2 separate regions of the Homo sapiens genome follow, and region 1 is linked to region 2. A link is an interaction called in ENCODE POLR2A ChIA-PET data of the cell type or tissue named here. Cell type or tissue: HepG2. All regions are shown on one strand. Links, peaks and the distances in the headings refer to the core of each region. The heading gives the core; the rest is flanking DNA.

The links. Peaks named below come from ENCODE experiments on the same cell type or tissue, not always from the same donor. Only the 100,000 strongest peaks of a DNase experiment are listed, where the experiment ranks them.
Region 1: POLR2A ChIA-PET joins it to region 2 with 7 read pairs; 2 of 35 experiments call an interaction of 5 or more read pairs at or near these places.

Annotation. Positions count from the first base shown.
Region 1 is chr10:21,120,355-21,128,166 of GRCh38, forward strand. It overlaps a transcript of NEBL not described here. Among named protein-coding and RNA genes, the nearest start is that of NEBL-AS1, 50 kb to the right of the region's middle. In HepG2, for the core only: no CTCF peak of the experiment used is centred there; no DNase peak of the experiment used is centred there.
Region 2 is chr10:21,333,700-21,341,511 of GRCh38, forward strand. It overlaps LINC02643 (long intergenic non-protein coding RNA 2643), which reads right to left. Exons shown (of 5, transcript NR_155751.1): 5 at 6,534-6,614. Among named protein-coding and RNA genes, the nearest start is that of LINC02643, 35 kb to the right of the region's middle. RefSeq lists an enhancer at 2,907-3,458. In HepG2, for the core only: a CTCF peak has its summit at 2,924; DNase peaks (open chromatin) are centred at 1,452, 2,912 and 3,392.

The DNA.
Region 1 (7,812 bases), core at 1,942-6,941, 210 kb before region 2:
ACAGAGTGAGACTGTGTCTCAAAAAAAAAAAAAAAATACATATATATATATATATATATATATATATATAAATTTGATCACTGGTTTAAAGTATTCCCCATCATAAAGGTGCATTTCATCTTTGTAACTAAGTAGTCCAAGGGTTGATACTTGGAGAATACTCTATTCTTCAACAATCTTTCACTCACTGATTTTAGCACCTGCTGGCCATTCTTACCTAGGTCACTTATTAATTACTAGGGCAGTCATAAAATACCGGTTCTCTCTCCCATCATCCTTCTATATTTATTGGGGATTGGCACTCTTCAAAAGTATTTCATGACAGCAAAAAAAAAAAAAAAAAAAAAAAACCCAGGACCACCTATGCAAGAGTGTTAGAGTGAAGAAGTTCCCTGTGGAGAACTAAGCCCTGCTGAGGAAGAACACACGCCCAAGTGAGGTCTGAAGTCAGTGCTAAATACACACAACTCTGCGTCGGCTGCTATGAAGATATGAAGACATTTTCCCTATGGTTAATCTGGTTCAAAGGAATTATTCCATTCTATTGTGTAAGCTGTGGATGTTTACCATATTCTTTGTCCCAAGATGATGATGGGATACTGGCACAGGATCTAAAGGAACTACATTTTCAGGCTTTATACAATAACTTCTGACTTCCTCCCTGGAGTAGAGAGGAGGCATCTGAAAACATCACACTGGGAACATTGGTCCTGACTGAAAACCCCAGGAGATCAATTCTAAAGTATGTTTGGCCCTGAAACTTTTTTTAACAGTATCTACCAAATGCCTTAAAATTATACTCTTTCATTCCTTATCTCAAATGGCTTCAGTTCAAAGAAGGAAATGGTATTTCTTTCCATCCCTTTCTATCTTGCTTATGGAGAGACAACCTGAGCCCTTAACACTGTATAACTGTATAAACTTAGGCTAATTGTCAGGGGATTGATCACTTTAATGTCACGGTCATGCCAATCCCCGTTCTTCCAAGGTTCAGTCCCTACCTCTTGAGTTCCATCCTACCAAAAATGTTGGTAAATAAAATCAAGATAATATTTATTTTAGCTTAATTCAACAATCACAGTATAATTCATGAATACCCTGCCACCCTTGGACATCATTTTTAAGTGCTTAACTTTCTGCCTTCCAAGTTGTCATAGGAAAAGTCCAAATCAATGTATGCCTATCACGTGCACACTATATAATAGTAGAAATGCATTATGAAATAATTGTCTTATGAATCACTATCAAGTTAGAAAATCCTAATCTTAGAATGAGTCGTAGAGAGCAAATCCAATCTCCTACCCAATGCTAGGCTCACAACTTCAGTATCTGAAATAGCGATGCCATCTCCGTTTAAATGTCACCGGGGAAAGACAGCCCACAACACATGACAGTTAACTCCCCTAATTGACAGTAGCACATTAGACAGCCTGGAGATAGATGTGTTTTGCATGTAAACCCACCAGGATACCAAAATGAAGTGATAGAAAATGCAAATTTGAAGATGCAAATTCCTTTCAATACTAAGCTTTTCTAAAACTTTGAAAGCAAAACGCTATCAAAATTTGATATACCAATATTAAGGAAGTTAACAGGTAATGTACATACAAATACATTTTCAGGCCAAGGAATGTGGGGATTTCTCCTGGTTGTTGTTGTTGTTGTTGTTGTTGTTGTTGTTGTTGTTTTGAGACACAGTCTCTTTCTATCACCCAGACTGGAATGCAGTGGCACGATCTCGGCTCACTGAAACCTCCACCTCCCAGGTTCAAGCAATTATCCTGCCTCAGCCTGCCAAGTAGCTGGGATTACAGGCACCTACCACCATGCCTGGCTAGTTTTTGTATTTTTAATAGAGACAGGGTTTCACCATGTTGGCCAGGCTGGTCTCAAACTCCTGACTTCAGGTGATTCGCCCACCTCAGCCTCCCAAAGTACTGGAATTACAGGCATGAGCCACCACGCCCAGCCGGGATCTCTCCCACTGTTCTATCTTGCCCTGAAACAGATCTATCTCGGTGCCACTAAGTCAAAACTCTACCATCTGTGTCTTCCATGGAAGTGACCTGAGAGTCTCACTTCATTTCCTTCTCTCCTCCATACTTGCTTTGCATATTTAGGCTCACTTGATTAAAAATCTCTCTATTCTTTTGATCTACTCACAATCCAGAATAAGTGGCCATGGTGAGTGATAAATATAAAGATGTACAGATATGCAGAAATAGTCAATGATTTTGAGCCTGGGTGATTAGAAGAAGGGTACTATAAAAGGCAGAAAATGAGACTTAATCTGGTTGGGAGAGACAGAGTTTGGGTTTGGAGATCTGAAGTTTAGGATGGTGCAAAAATCCTCAGTGTCTGGGTAGCGGATCCAGAAGAGATATCTATTTGAGTCACCAGTAGAGATAGCAGTTGAAAATATGACAGATCAATTTCCTAAGGAAAAGGGAAATGAGAGAAAGAACAGCAGCAAAGACATCCACTTATACCCCCTTCAAGTATTCCCTCCTTGTATATGCCTTTATTTCCTAGTTTTCCTCCAGTGAATACTCTCATCTTCCTAAGTTCTGTAGGATCAAGAATCAGGGGTCCCACATATTTCCTTGTAGGCTGCTGGGGTCATAGAAGATACTCAGTAAAATCATTTTGGCTGGTTCTAATAACAAGCCAGAAATTTTTTTGAAATATCTCATATCAGTGGGATTTCATCCATGCTTAACACTTTCCCTGGACAATGAAGACTGCCTTCTACAGGTGGCCTGGAAAGTCACATATACTATCCCTTTGAGGTTGATACCAAAGGATGTCTATATAATAAATCCATGCAACTCTTAAAAATCCAGCAAGTGCCAAGATTCTCACTGTTCTAGATCTTACTCTGTACAAAGTCAAAGATAAATCTGTGCTTTTTGTCATTTTGGGACACTCCAGTGTATTTGCAAATATAAGTACTTGTGATTTCATAATTTTCTTTCAATTTTGGCAAATAGACTAAACTACTTAAGCTAGCAACAATATAATTTGAGGATAATCGCTACTTCATATCTGTACAGAGAACTGCATATTCTTAAAGTTCTTTATCATCAACTTTATTCATACACTGAAGATATCAGTAAAAAGCTCACTAAGTCTTTTATGTCACGAGAGCCCTGAGCTCAAGTCGTCCTGACCTTCCATAAATCCCCACCACTTAGTCCTTCTTTTTGAATTTACTGATGTTATTTCCCATGCCTGGAACTCTTCTTCTCCCCACCTGGCTCCCCTGTATCCAAATTATCCAAATTCTTCCTTCCCCTTCATATTGGCATCTTCAACTTCATCCAGTCTATAGTTCCCCTTCTCTGAATTCTGATGATCATATATCATCAGAATATATATATATATATCATCTCAAACTAATATATTCATAAAATCTTCAACATATATAATTTTATATATTATATAAATATACATAATCTCCAATTGGTTGTATATGTATATGTATATCTCCAACCAATCTAACATTGAAGTTTGCTTATGTTATTTAGTAAATTTTTCATGTAAGTTCTTTTTTTTTTTTAATTTTTGTCTTCTAGAATGTACCAGTAATTTCTCTGAGGCCAATCCTCACCTGAGATACGTGTGTGTGTTCACTGGCACCAATCTATGACATTTTATGCATACAGAAGGTAGACAATATTTGTAAACCACTGAAATACCTCTTGGTATTTGTAGAATTTCATATAATTCCTTATCTACTTGGCCATTGAGAAATGCTTTTAAATCATAATATTGCCTACTAGACCAACATAAATTCATTGTACTCATAACCCAATCCTTCAGGGAAGGTCCTATTTTGATTAAAAATGAAGGAGTAGGAGGAGGTAAAGCTTTTAGCATATTGATAGAACTGTTACTAATATTGTATTACTGTCCTTTATAATTTAAGGCAACATCACTAACAAAGATTAGGGAAAAGATCAATAAATTATGAGTTATTAATGCAGGAACGAAAAGAAATCCAATACCAAAGACATTGAAGCTAACAATATCTTCTCCTCCACTTGCTGAACCATTATAATCAGGCCTGGGCCTTTTTTCCCTAGTAGAGGTGATAAATGCTTACAGAGTGGCAGTTTCTCCCTGAGCTGTCTAAAGACCCTAATGCAATGAAACCAACCACTTCAGGCTCATTAGGGTCACTTTTAACAAGTTAAGCAGAACCCACCACCCAACCACATCAGGATTCAAAGTTTCAAAGAGGATGGGGAATGTAGAGTTTGGAAAAGAGCAATAAAAATGATCAGAAATAAATAGTCCAAAAGAAATAAAAACAAGGCCGAGCATAGTGGGTCATAGCTGGAATCGCAGCACTTTGGGAGGCTGAGGTGGGAGGATTGCTTGAAGGCTAGGAGTTTGAGACCAATCTCGGCAACATAGCAAGACCCCATTGTTACCAAAAATACACGTTTTAAAAATTGGCCAGGCATGGTGCCATGCACCTGTAGTCCCAGCTACTCAGGAGACTGAGGCAGGAGGATGTTTGAGCCCAGAAGTTTGAGGCTGCAGTGAGTTACGATCACAGGACTGTACTCCAGACTGTGAAGCAGAGCAAGACTACATCTCTAAAAAAGAAAAAGAAATAGAAACAGCACAGCCTGCATCAGTCTCCACTGAAGTGCAGTGTTGAGAGGTGACGGGGCAAGGCAGCACAAACACAGATCATGAAGGAAACATCTCAAAAGCAAGCCATAAGGAACAGTCCTATGGCGGCAAAGAAGAGACAGAATTGCTGAAAGCAATGCTAACATCTCTAATTCTTATGATGAATGGAATTCCAGAGTCTCTAGAAGCTCACAGGCACACACACGCACACACATGCACACATGCATATACACACACACACACACACACACAGCCACTGTGCACATTCATTAGGTTGAAGCTACATTTGCTCATCACCAAGGGGTCCCATCACATTGAAATGAAACCACGAGCTCCTTTTTACATCATAAGACTCCTATGAAAGGGATGTTTCAGGTTTAAAAGTCTTCCAAACAACTGTTTTAAATTGGGGGTTGGGGAGAAGAAATGGGAAGTTGCGGAGGGGACTACTTAATGAACTGGGCTATTTAAGGCTTCCCTCGAAATCTAGCATCATTCTTGCCTTTTTTCCTGCTAAATAAAGCCTCAAAGTAAGAGGAATGCAAAGGTTGAAGAAGTGGAAGCCATCACTGTAGAAAAACAAAGGTGGATCTGCCAAACGCAATGAATTTAGAGGGAATGTAAGTTTTGTTTCCCAGCCATCAAAAATAGTTTGATGGATTTGTGCCAAAATGAGAAATAAAAGCACACTCCTTCCTCCCTGCACCCTACAGAGCTGCCTTTGAAGTCACATGTGCTCCACAGGGCACGGATGGAAACAGAACTCAGGCTCATTTAAAATTTTATTGTATATGGTATGGTATAAGACAGTGTCCTTCAGACATTTACAAAAAAGTCATTTTCAGCACCTTCTTAGATACGTTGAACTTTTCTTTTATGCCCTGGAATTTAAATCCATGCTTCCCTTTGGTTATACCTTCTGGTCCCAGAGACAGCCTTGGGGACTTGGCCCAGTTGCCTGGATCTGGTTCAGGAGCTGCCTGGATGGGCGGCTTGTAGAGACTGAAGCTGACTCTCCGCAGCCACCTGGCAAGCGTTGGCCAGCTTTGCAGCCTTCTGGTCTCCCCAACCAGCTTCCTGGGAGGCCTCAGGCCCTTCTCGGCTCTCCGTTCTGCCTTACCAGGCCTATGGGATAAAGTGCAGCTGTCCGTTCTTCAAGCCTGGTACCCCCCATAGAAAGGAAAAAAAATACCACATTTGGAATAATAACAACTACATTGCTGGTTATGTTTCAGAACCAATCCATCTTCAAAATCAGGGACTTCTTTTGTAAGCCTCATTACAGCCTTAAGTATAGAAATGTTTATATTGTTTGCTTTGTTTGGTTTCTTACCTAGATACTGAGATTAGAGTGTGGACCCCTCTCAAGCCAGTGTCACATAACTAGGAGCTCAAAGATCAGAGAGAGAGAGAAACAAAAGCATTCCATATTTTCAAATGCATTAGTTCACCCAGTGTGTGGACTCTAAAGAGGGAAAAAAACAAAAATAGTAGATTTTTAGCATAAGAGATTTAGTCGTAGAATATTAGCATACACCATCTTTTTTTCTGGAAGGGAAGCTACAACTAAAAGGAATCATAAAGACCAACTAACCCAATTATTTAAAGAGGAGGAAACTGCTGCCCAAAAGTTAATGGCTCAGATTAAGAGTGTCAAAGAGACACACAAGCCAATTAGAAGAAGCCTCCACTGGGCCAGGTGCGGTGGCTCATGCCTGTAATCCCAGCACTTTGGGAGGCCGAGGCGGGTGGATCATGAGGGTCAGGACTTTGAGACCACCCTGACCAACATGCTGAAACCCTGTCTCCACTAAAAACAAAAGAAAATTAGCCAGGTATGGTGGTGCACACCTGTAATCCCAGCTACTCAGGAGGCTAAGGCAGGGGAATCGCTTGAACCCAGGGCGGGGAAGTTCTAGTGAGCAGAGATCGAGCCACTACACTCCAGCCTGGGTGACAGAGGGAGACCCTGTATCAAAAAAAAAAAAAAAAAAAAAAACTCCACTGGCCAAAGATGGGACAATATGAATATCAAAAGGAATTACTGCAACTGATTCAATACACTCAAACGCATCCATGGTTTTATAATGAGTTGATAAGATGTTCCTCCCACTCCTTTCCCTCTTCCCAAAAAAGTAGAGAACAATTTCCTGATCCCCACCGAGGGAGGCTGCCAGGACCCCAATTCATTATTCAGAAAATGGATCAATAACAGAAAATAATGACAAATGGATCTTGCTTTTTCTTTTCAAACTATATTTCAAGATATCAAATACATAATGATGAAAAATTGATCCCTACTAAAGAATTCCAACTACTAAATGCAGAAAGAATGATGGAATTAAAAAATTTCCAGTTTGTGACTTCTAGAGAAGTCCATTGCAAAAACCATTACTTAAGGTAATGTATGGCTGATGAGGAACCTTATAAATGGTGGACCAGGTATACAGCTAAATCTTCTGACCAATCTTAACTCACTGAAGTTGGGACAGACAGATACTATGTCTCTCCCAATGAGATATACTGGAAAGTACATAGCACCAACTATACAGCAATCTTGCCTAGAAAAAAAAAAAAGAAAATTTGAGCCAGAATATTATCAGGCCTGTTGATCTATGAGTTTATATGAAACATGGGGATAGAGGCACAAATTAAATGATACTGGAAGGAAGCAATCAGCCCAATCCAGAATGTGGGACATGCTATAAGGCAAAAACCTGATTTCTGCAACAAATAAAGGGAATTAAAAGGGGGAAAGGAGTGGAAGGGGACTATTATAAATTTAAAAATATTTAAGAGACAAAGCTGCCAATTGAATAAATGTACTTAATTTGGCTCTTAACTTGAGCAACTACTAAAACAAAACAAAACAAAAGACTTTGCAATTTGCAATTGAAAGAGATAACCAATAAAATGTGAACATGAACTGTGTTAAAAGGAATTAAGTAATTATTATTAATGTTTTGCAATATTGATGTTGTAGGTATTTATACATACAACTAGGTACTTATTTGTTAGGAAAGCATACTAAAATATTTTGGCATCTATATTTTTGTAAAAAGGAAGTTAATGACTCGGTTGGGACTAGAATCTGCTCTTATGGTACCCAGCACACATTCATTTCATTATAACCAAATTCAAAGGAAACACAAACAGTAAATTTTTTTA
Region 2 (7,812 bases), core at 963-5,962:
ATATCAACTAATGATGGGTAGCAGACAAAAAGCCCCATTAATACAAAATGTAAGGGGAGTTATACCATGATTTTGCCTTTTCTTTTTTTTTTCTTTTTGAGACAGAGTCTCACCCTGTCGCCCAGGCTGGAATGCAGTGGCACGATCTTGGCTCAATGCAACCTCTGCCTCCAGGGTTCAAGTGATTCTCCTCCCTCAGCCTCTTGAGTAGCTGGGACTACAGGCGCACGCCACCACACCCTGCTAATTTTTGTATTTTTAGTACAGATAGGGTTTCACCATGTTGGCCAGGCTGGGATTTTGCCTTTTCTACATACCAGAACTACATACCAGAATCATGACTATATTCATTACATAGAATTACCCCAATTCAAGAATCTGTTTTAAAAACAATATCTGGCCAGGCACGGTGGCTCACGCCTGTAATCCCAGCACTTTGGGAGGCTAAGGCGGGTGGATCACTTAAGGCCCGTAGTTTGAGACCAGCCTGGCCAACATGGTAAAACCCTGCCTCTAAATACAAAAATACAAAAAAATTAGCTGGGTGTGGTGGCACAAGCCTGTAGTCCTAGCTACTCAGGAGGCTGAGGCAGGAGAATTGCTTGAACCTGGGAGGCAGAGGTTGCAGTAAGCCAAGATGGCGCCGCTGTGCTCCAGCCTGGGTGACAGAGCAAGACTCAGACTCAAAAAATAAAAAAAAAAATAAAAACAACATCCAATTGCATTTTGTAACCAACAACATAACGAAGATAGCCAAAGTGTCACCAATATTAAATAGATTTTCATAAGCCTTGGATATAAGATGGTCCACTCCAAAATCAACTCATAATGGATTACAGAGATACACAAGGTCGCCCCAAAACAATGATTCTCAAATTTTTTGTACATTAAATTCAACTGGCATGTTGGCTTAAAATTCACATTGGGATTCCCAGCCCCCAGCCCCAGAGACACTCATTCAGATCAACAGAAATGAGATCTAGGAATCTGCCTTTTTTTTTTTTTTTTTAGACAAAGTTTTGCTCTTGTTGCCCAGGCTGGAGTGCAGTGGCGTGATCTTGGCTCACCACAACCTCCACCTCCCAGGTTGAAGCGATTCTCCTGCCTCAGGCTCCCGAGTAGCTGGGATTACAAGCATGCGCCGCCACGCCTGGCTAATTTTGTATTTTTAGTAGAGTCGGGGTTTCTCCATGTTGGTCAGGCTGGTCTCGAACTCCCAACCTCAGGTGATCCACCCGCTTCGGCTTCCCAAAATGCTGGGATTACAGGCGTGAGCCACTGCACCCGGCCTGCATTTTTAACCAACACACATACTCAAGCATGTGTGTGATTCTGCTGCATGTGTTCAAAAGCTCACCCTTTGAGAAACACTGCCCTAAAATGATGCGATGATTTCCAGAACTCCAAGCTTGAATTAACCAGACCGTCTGCATTCGTAAGCCTGTGGTGAGTCATAGAAACTTTTTTTAAAAAGTAGAATGTCAGAGGCAAATGTTGGCAGTGGCCCCTCAGCCCAGGCCAAGGGAGGGCGGGTCCTGATCTAATCTAACAACAACTCACTCTGCCTAGGCAAGATGACAGGGATCTTCCGCTGTGCAGGTGGACATAGCAGATCATCTTACTCTGGCATCATTAACATTTGTATTAGAAAACCAGCTCCCCTAGTTCTGATTTCTGAGGTCCCTAAGCAGCTTCTTCTTGTAGAATTTGACTTCCCATGTAGCCTGCCTTTGCTGTTGGTCAAAAGTTGCCAGTATTCGGTCCCCCTCAGCCCTTTTAGTCATGAGAAATTGGCAGGAACTTTGGTTTATCCATCATTCCCTGAGTTTGCTTCATATTACTCCAGCCATGAGAAACACTCCACTCTCCACAATCCATGGGTTGATAAATGAGGATTTTGTGCCTCTGAGGCTAAGGACCACACTCTCGACGCTAAAAAAAAAAAAAAAAAAAAAAAAAAAAAAATTCTCCAAGGAGACGATATTATAAATTCATAGACTGCCTGACAACACCCAGTGAAGACCCTCCTGTTGGAACCTCCTCACCAAGAAGTTGTGACTTTTCTTTTTTTTTTTTTTTGAGATGGAGTCTCGCTCTTGTTGCCCAGCCTTGATTGCAATGGTGCGATCTCATCTCACTGCAGCCTCCGACTCCAGGGTTCAAGCAATTCTCCTGCCTCAGCTTCCCAAGTAGCTGGGATTACAGCTGCCCGCCAGCATGCCCAGCAAATTTTTGTATTTTTTTTTTAGTAGAGATGAGGTTTCACCATTTTGGCCAGGCTGGTCTCAAACTCCTGACCTCAAGAGATACACCTGCCTCATCCTCCCAAAGTGCTGGGATTACAGGTGTGAGCCACTGCACCTGGCTGATTTTTTCTTTTTTTTTTTTTTTAATACAAAGTCTCACTCTGTCCACCAGGCTGGAGTGCAGTGGCGTGTTCTCAGCTCACTGCAGCCTCAACTTCCCAGGCTCACGTGATTCTCCCACCTCGACCTCCCAAGTAGCTGGGACTACAGGTGCTTGCCACAGCACCTGGCTAATGATTACATTTTTGGTAGAGATGGGGTCTCAGACTCCTGGCTTCAAGCATTCCTCCTGCCTCTGTTGGGAGCAATTTATCCATTCTTTGTAAAGGGCCTCCATGTCATTTACAATAACCTATCATCAAGGACCCAAAGCTGGTGCTTATATGAGTCTCCTGTCGCCTCTTATCAGAGCCCGATTAAGGGACAGGCTAGACAGAAAGATGAGAGAAGGACAAATGTCAGGCTCTCACTTCAGCCTCTCTCCTCATTCAGGAACAGATGGAGCCCATGCCAGTGTGACCCAGGGCAGAGGTCAGGCAGCTGTTCTGTTTCGTGTGTCCCTGGTCTCCTGTGCCCCCTAGGGCTGGTGGAGCCTCAATGTCCTCCAACTCAGACATCTTCTCTGCTGTTTGTTCTGCAGCCAGCTGCATACCGCCTCCATGCGGGTGCCCCTCCCTAGCGGCTGCATTTGCCCGGGGGACCAGCAAGCTGTCACATGCCAAGGCAAAGAGGAGGAAGAAACAATCACTTATTACTAGCAAAACATTACTTCTGTCTTCACAGGACCATGACACCTTCTGTCTAGGATCTTCAAACCTCCCCCACTCATGCCCCAAGTCCAATATTGTGGGGTGACCCTGCCCCACCCCCTGTGCACCACACTCAGTGCAGCTTGATGTTCAGCTTTGTGTAGCCCTGGCATCCTATGCTCCCAGGCTGGCTGGAGACTTGATATTCTCCAACTCAGACATACTAAGGCCACGTATATGTGGAGAGATTTCAGTGCATTATCTACTGAGAACACTGATGACTTGAGGCAACGCCAGAGCCCTTCTCCAAATGAATACTTCACATTCCCACCCGGTGACTCAGGCTGACTCACCAGGAGGCCCTTCCCCTTTGTCTTTTTTTTTTTTTTTTTTTTTTTTTACTTTTATTTTAGGTTCAAGGGTACAAGTGCAGGTTTGCGACATAGGTAAAATCCTTGTCATGGGGGTTTGTTATACAGATTATTTCATCGCCCATGTGTTGAGCCTAGTACCCGTTAGTTATTTTTCCTGATCCTCTCCCTCCTCCCAGCCCCCACCCTCCGGTAGGCCCCAGTGTCTGTTGTTCCCCTCTATGTGTCCATGTGTTCCCGTCATTTAGCTCCCACTTACATATGAAAACATGGTTTTTGGGTTTCTGTTTCTGTGTTAGTTCGCTAAGGATAATGGCTTTCAGCTCCATCCATGTTCCTGCAAAGGACATGGTCACACTCTTTTTTATGGCTGCATAATATTCCATGATGTATATGGACTGCATTTTCTTTATTCAGTCTACCATTGATGATGCCCTCCTCATTTGACTGGGATCCAGCAGGAGACTAAAAAGGGGCTTCCTGTTTGATTTACACCCTTTTGCATTCTTTTCACCTCCAATCACCAAGGAGTGAACAGCAAAAAATGTCTGAGCAGCTATTAAGTCTCCAACCAGCAGGGGAGCACAGGAGGCCAGGGATACATGAAACTAAACATCAGGCTGCACCAGGTGTGGTGCCCCGGGGTGGGGTGGAGTATGTTCCTTAATTTCTGCCTACTTTCCCAACAGCCTTCTGGCTCCATGTTGGCTTAAAGGCCCTCTCAGAATCTGACCCTTCTCTTCAGTCCTCAATTTTGTTGCCTCTCCTATTCCTACTTCCCTTCCTTTTCTCAAATCCACAGACATCTCTGGTAATCATAGTAGTCAACACCTTACAACACTTACTATGTGTCTGGCATTCTTTCAAGGGTTTTGTGTGTATTAACACATTGAATGTTCATACTCACCCTTGGAGGTCACTCACTATCATACTCTCCATATTAAAATTGACAAAGATGTGTTCAGAGTCTTGCCCGAGTCCACCCAGCCTCTTACTCTCAACGAGACAACAGAAGAGCTTCCTTGTTCAAATAAACAACTAACATTGATCATAGAAGTGAAAGACCTACCTAATAACTTATCATGGTTCTTCTTCTTCTTTTTTTTTTTAAGAGAAGAGGTCTCACTCTGTTGCCTAGGCTGGAGTGGAGTGGTGCAATCACAGCTCACCACAGCCTCTAACTCCTGGCTTCAAGCAATCCTCCCGCCTCAGCCTCCCAAGTAGCTGGGATTACAGGCACGTGCCTCCACACCCAACACTTGTAATGATTCTAATCTGCTACTCAGAGGTTTGGTCTCTGTGTAAGTCATTTTGAATTTTTGTTGAGAGCCAGGTAAAGTGAAAAGTGTGCATGGGCTTTGAAGTTAAAATCCCTGTTAAACCACTTGCTAGTTATGTGTCCATGGACAAGTTATTTGGCCACTCTGAGCTTCCATGTTTTTGGTAGATTTGGTTTGGTTTGGTTGTTGTTGTTTTGTTTTGCTTTGAGACAGGGTCTCTCTGTCACCTTGTCTGGAGTGCAGTGGTGTGATTTTGGCTCACTGCGACCTCTACCTCTGGGGCTCAAGCGATCCTCCCACTACAGCCTCCTGAGTGGCTGGGACTACAGGCGTGTGTCATCACACCTGGCTAATAGAAACAGGTTCCACCATGTTGCCCAAGCTAGTCTCGAACTCCTGGGCTCAAGCAATCTATCTGCCTCAGCCTTTCAAAGTGCTGGGATTACAGGCATGAGCCATCATCCCCGCCGAACTTCCATGTTTTTATTTTATTTATTTATTTTTATTTAATTATTATGTTTTTTTTTTTTTTTGAGATGGAGTTTCACTCTTGTTGCCCAGGCTGGAGTGCAGTGGCGCCATCTCAGCTTACTGCAACCTCCGCCTTCCGGGTTCAAGCAATTCTCCTGCCTCAGCCTCCCGAGTAGCTGGGATTACAGATGCCCGCCACCACACCCGGCTAATTTTTTGTATTTTTAGTAGAGATGGGGTTTCACCATGTTGGCCAGTCATGATCTCGAACTCCTGGCCTCAAGTAATCTGCCTGCCTCGGCCTCCCAAAGTGCTGGGGTTACAGGCATGAGCCACCGCGCCTGGCTGCTTCCATGTTTTTAATCTGTACAATGGGGATAAGATGATAATACCTTCCTCACTCAGGTATTGTAACTTAAAAAGATACTGTGCATGAAGCACTTAGTGCAGTACCTGGCACATAGAAGACGCTCAGTAAATGAGAGTTTTTTCCATACATTCCCCAGAAAACCTCATATAATTGCTTTATCCTTTAAATAGACAGCACACTGTGCCTCCCAAATGCTACTAATCATATACTCTACTTTTTAGGTCATTTATACTCATGGTTTATCTGCCCCCTGACATACTCCCAAAAAGCAAGAAATATGTTATTCATCTCTGATCTTTTTTTTTTTTTTTTTTTTTTTTTTTTGAGACAGGGTCTCTCTGTTGCCCAGGCTGAAATGCAGTGGTACGACCTTGGCTCATTGCAACTTCTGCCTCCCAGGCTCAGGCGATCTTCCCACCTCATCCTCCCAAGTAGCTGGGACTACAAGCATGCACCGCCACGCCTGGCTAATTTTTGTAAATTTTATAGAGATGGAGTTTCGCCATGTCATCCAGGCTGATCTCAAACTCCTAGACTCAAGCAATCCACCTGCTTAGGCCCTCCCAGAGTCCTGGGATTATAGGCATGAGCCATTGCGCCCAGCCCCTCTGATCCTTTAGGGACTCCCAAGATATAATAGTCAATGAAAAGCTAAAACAGCAAGGTAAAAAAAAATAGATATAGAGAAATACCATTTATTTGTGTTTTAAATAAAACACACATATATGCACTTATATATGCATTCAAAATTTTTGGAAGAATAAACAAGAGATTTTTTTTTTACCATGTCAGGTCTTAATTTTACAATTAAAAAGAAGGAAAAAGAATGTTATATGCATGATAATATGTAAATGTTTAGATCAGTCACCTGAAAAGGTAGCCCAAAATATTTTACCTTTTGGAGATTCTGAGAATCTGGGAATTCTGAGATTCTGAATGGAGAATCTCTGCATCTCAATTCTGAAATTCTGAGAATCTTCACATCTAATCCAGCTGATCAGGGCACAGAAAGCATGGCTGGATGTGACTCCAACCAGGAGCTGCAGCCTAGACCACTGGAATGAGCCCTGTTTGAAGAAAGAGTGTTTTTAGCAGAAGGATACTCAGAAAAATGGGAGCTCCAAAGAGCTTGAGATGAAACCATAAGGATACTGGTTTCTGGAGAGCTGGATTCCATTTGCAGGGAAGGAGCAATTCACCAGATTTACCATCATCCCAATGGAACATTATTTATGACTATCCAAATCCCTTTGCTCTAATTCCATGCTGACCACATATGTGACTTAGGGTGAGTTATGCTAGATGTTATAATAGATAACTCTGAAATGCACTGGCTTAAAGCCATAAAAGTTTATGTCTCTGTCACATCACATGCCAATGAGAATTGGGCCAGGAGTAGTCTGTACTCCACAAAGGCATTCAGGGACCGAGGACCATTTAATACCGTGGCACCACCCTCCCCAGGCTCCTTGAAGTACCGTTCATTGAGCAGATGGACGGGGGGATGAGCAATGGTAGAGAAAGCACACCCACCCCTAAGACTCTTGGCCCAGAGGTAACACACATCACTTTGGCTCATATTCCAGTGGAGAGAACTCCTCATATGGCCCCATCTAGATGACAGTAGGGAGCAAGGGGCAGGCAATATTGTCTAGCAGTACGCCAAGGAAGAGGACGACGACATGAACATGGGTGAGTATCAACAGTTACTCTCGCACCAAGTAATATTCTAATTATTATTTATTATTTATTTAACTTTTTTAGAGGCAGAGTCTTGCTCTGTCATCCAGGCTGGAGTGCAGTGATGCAATCATAGCTCACTGCAACCTCGAACTCCTGGGCTCAAACGATCTTCCCTCCTCAGCCTCCTGAGTGGCCAGAACCGCAGGCACACACCACCACACCTGGCTAATTTTTTTAATTTTTGTGGAAATGGGGCCTTGCTATGTAGTCCAGATTGGTCTCGAATTCCTGGGCTCCAGAGATTCTTCCGCCTCAGCCTCCCAATGTGTGGGGATTACAGGTGTGAGCCACTGCACTTAGTTTTTGATTATTGATTTAGGCTGACTAGTATACTAAATCTAGAAAGAGGGAGACACGAACAAGATATGTGAGCATCCCCATCACTACAGAGCTAGGTCTCCTATCCTAAACTGACAAATCATCTTTCTAGTTCATACATCTCTTGGTTGCGACTTTACTTTTATCACAGGTTATCCCTGAAGAACATATTCAACACTGGGTATGCTAATACGGTAAAGGTTT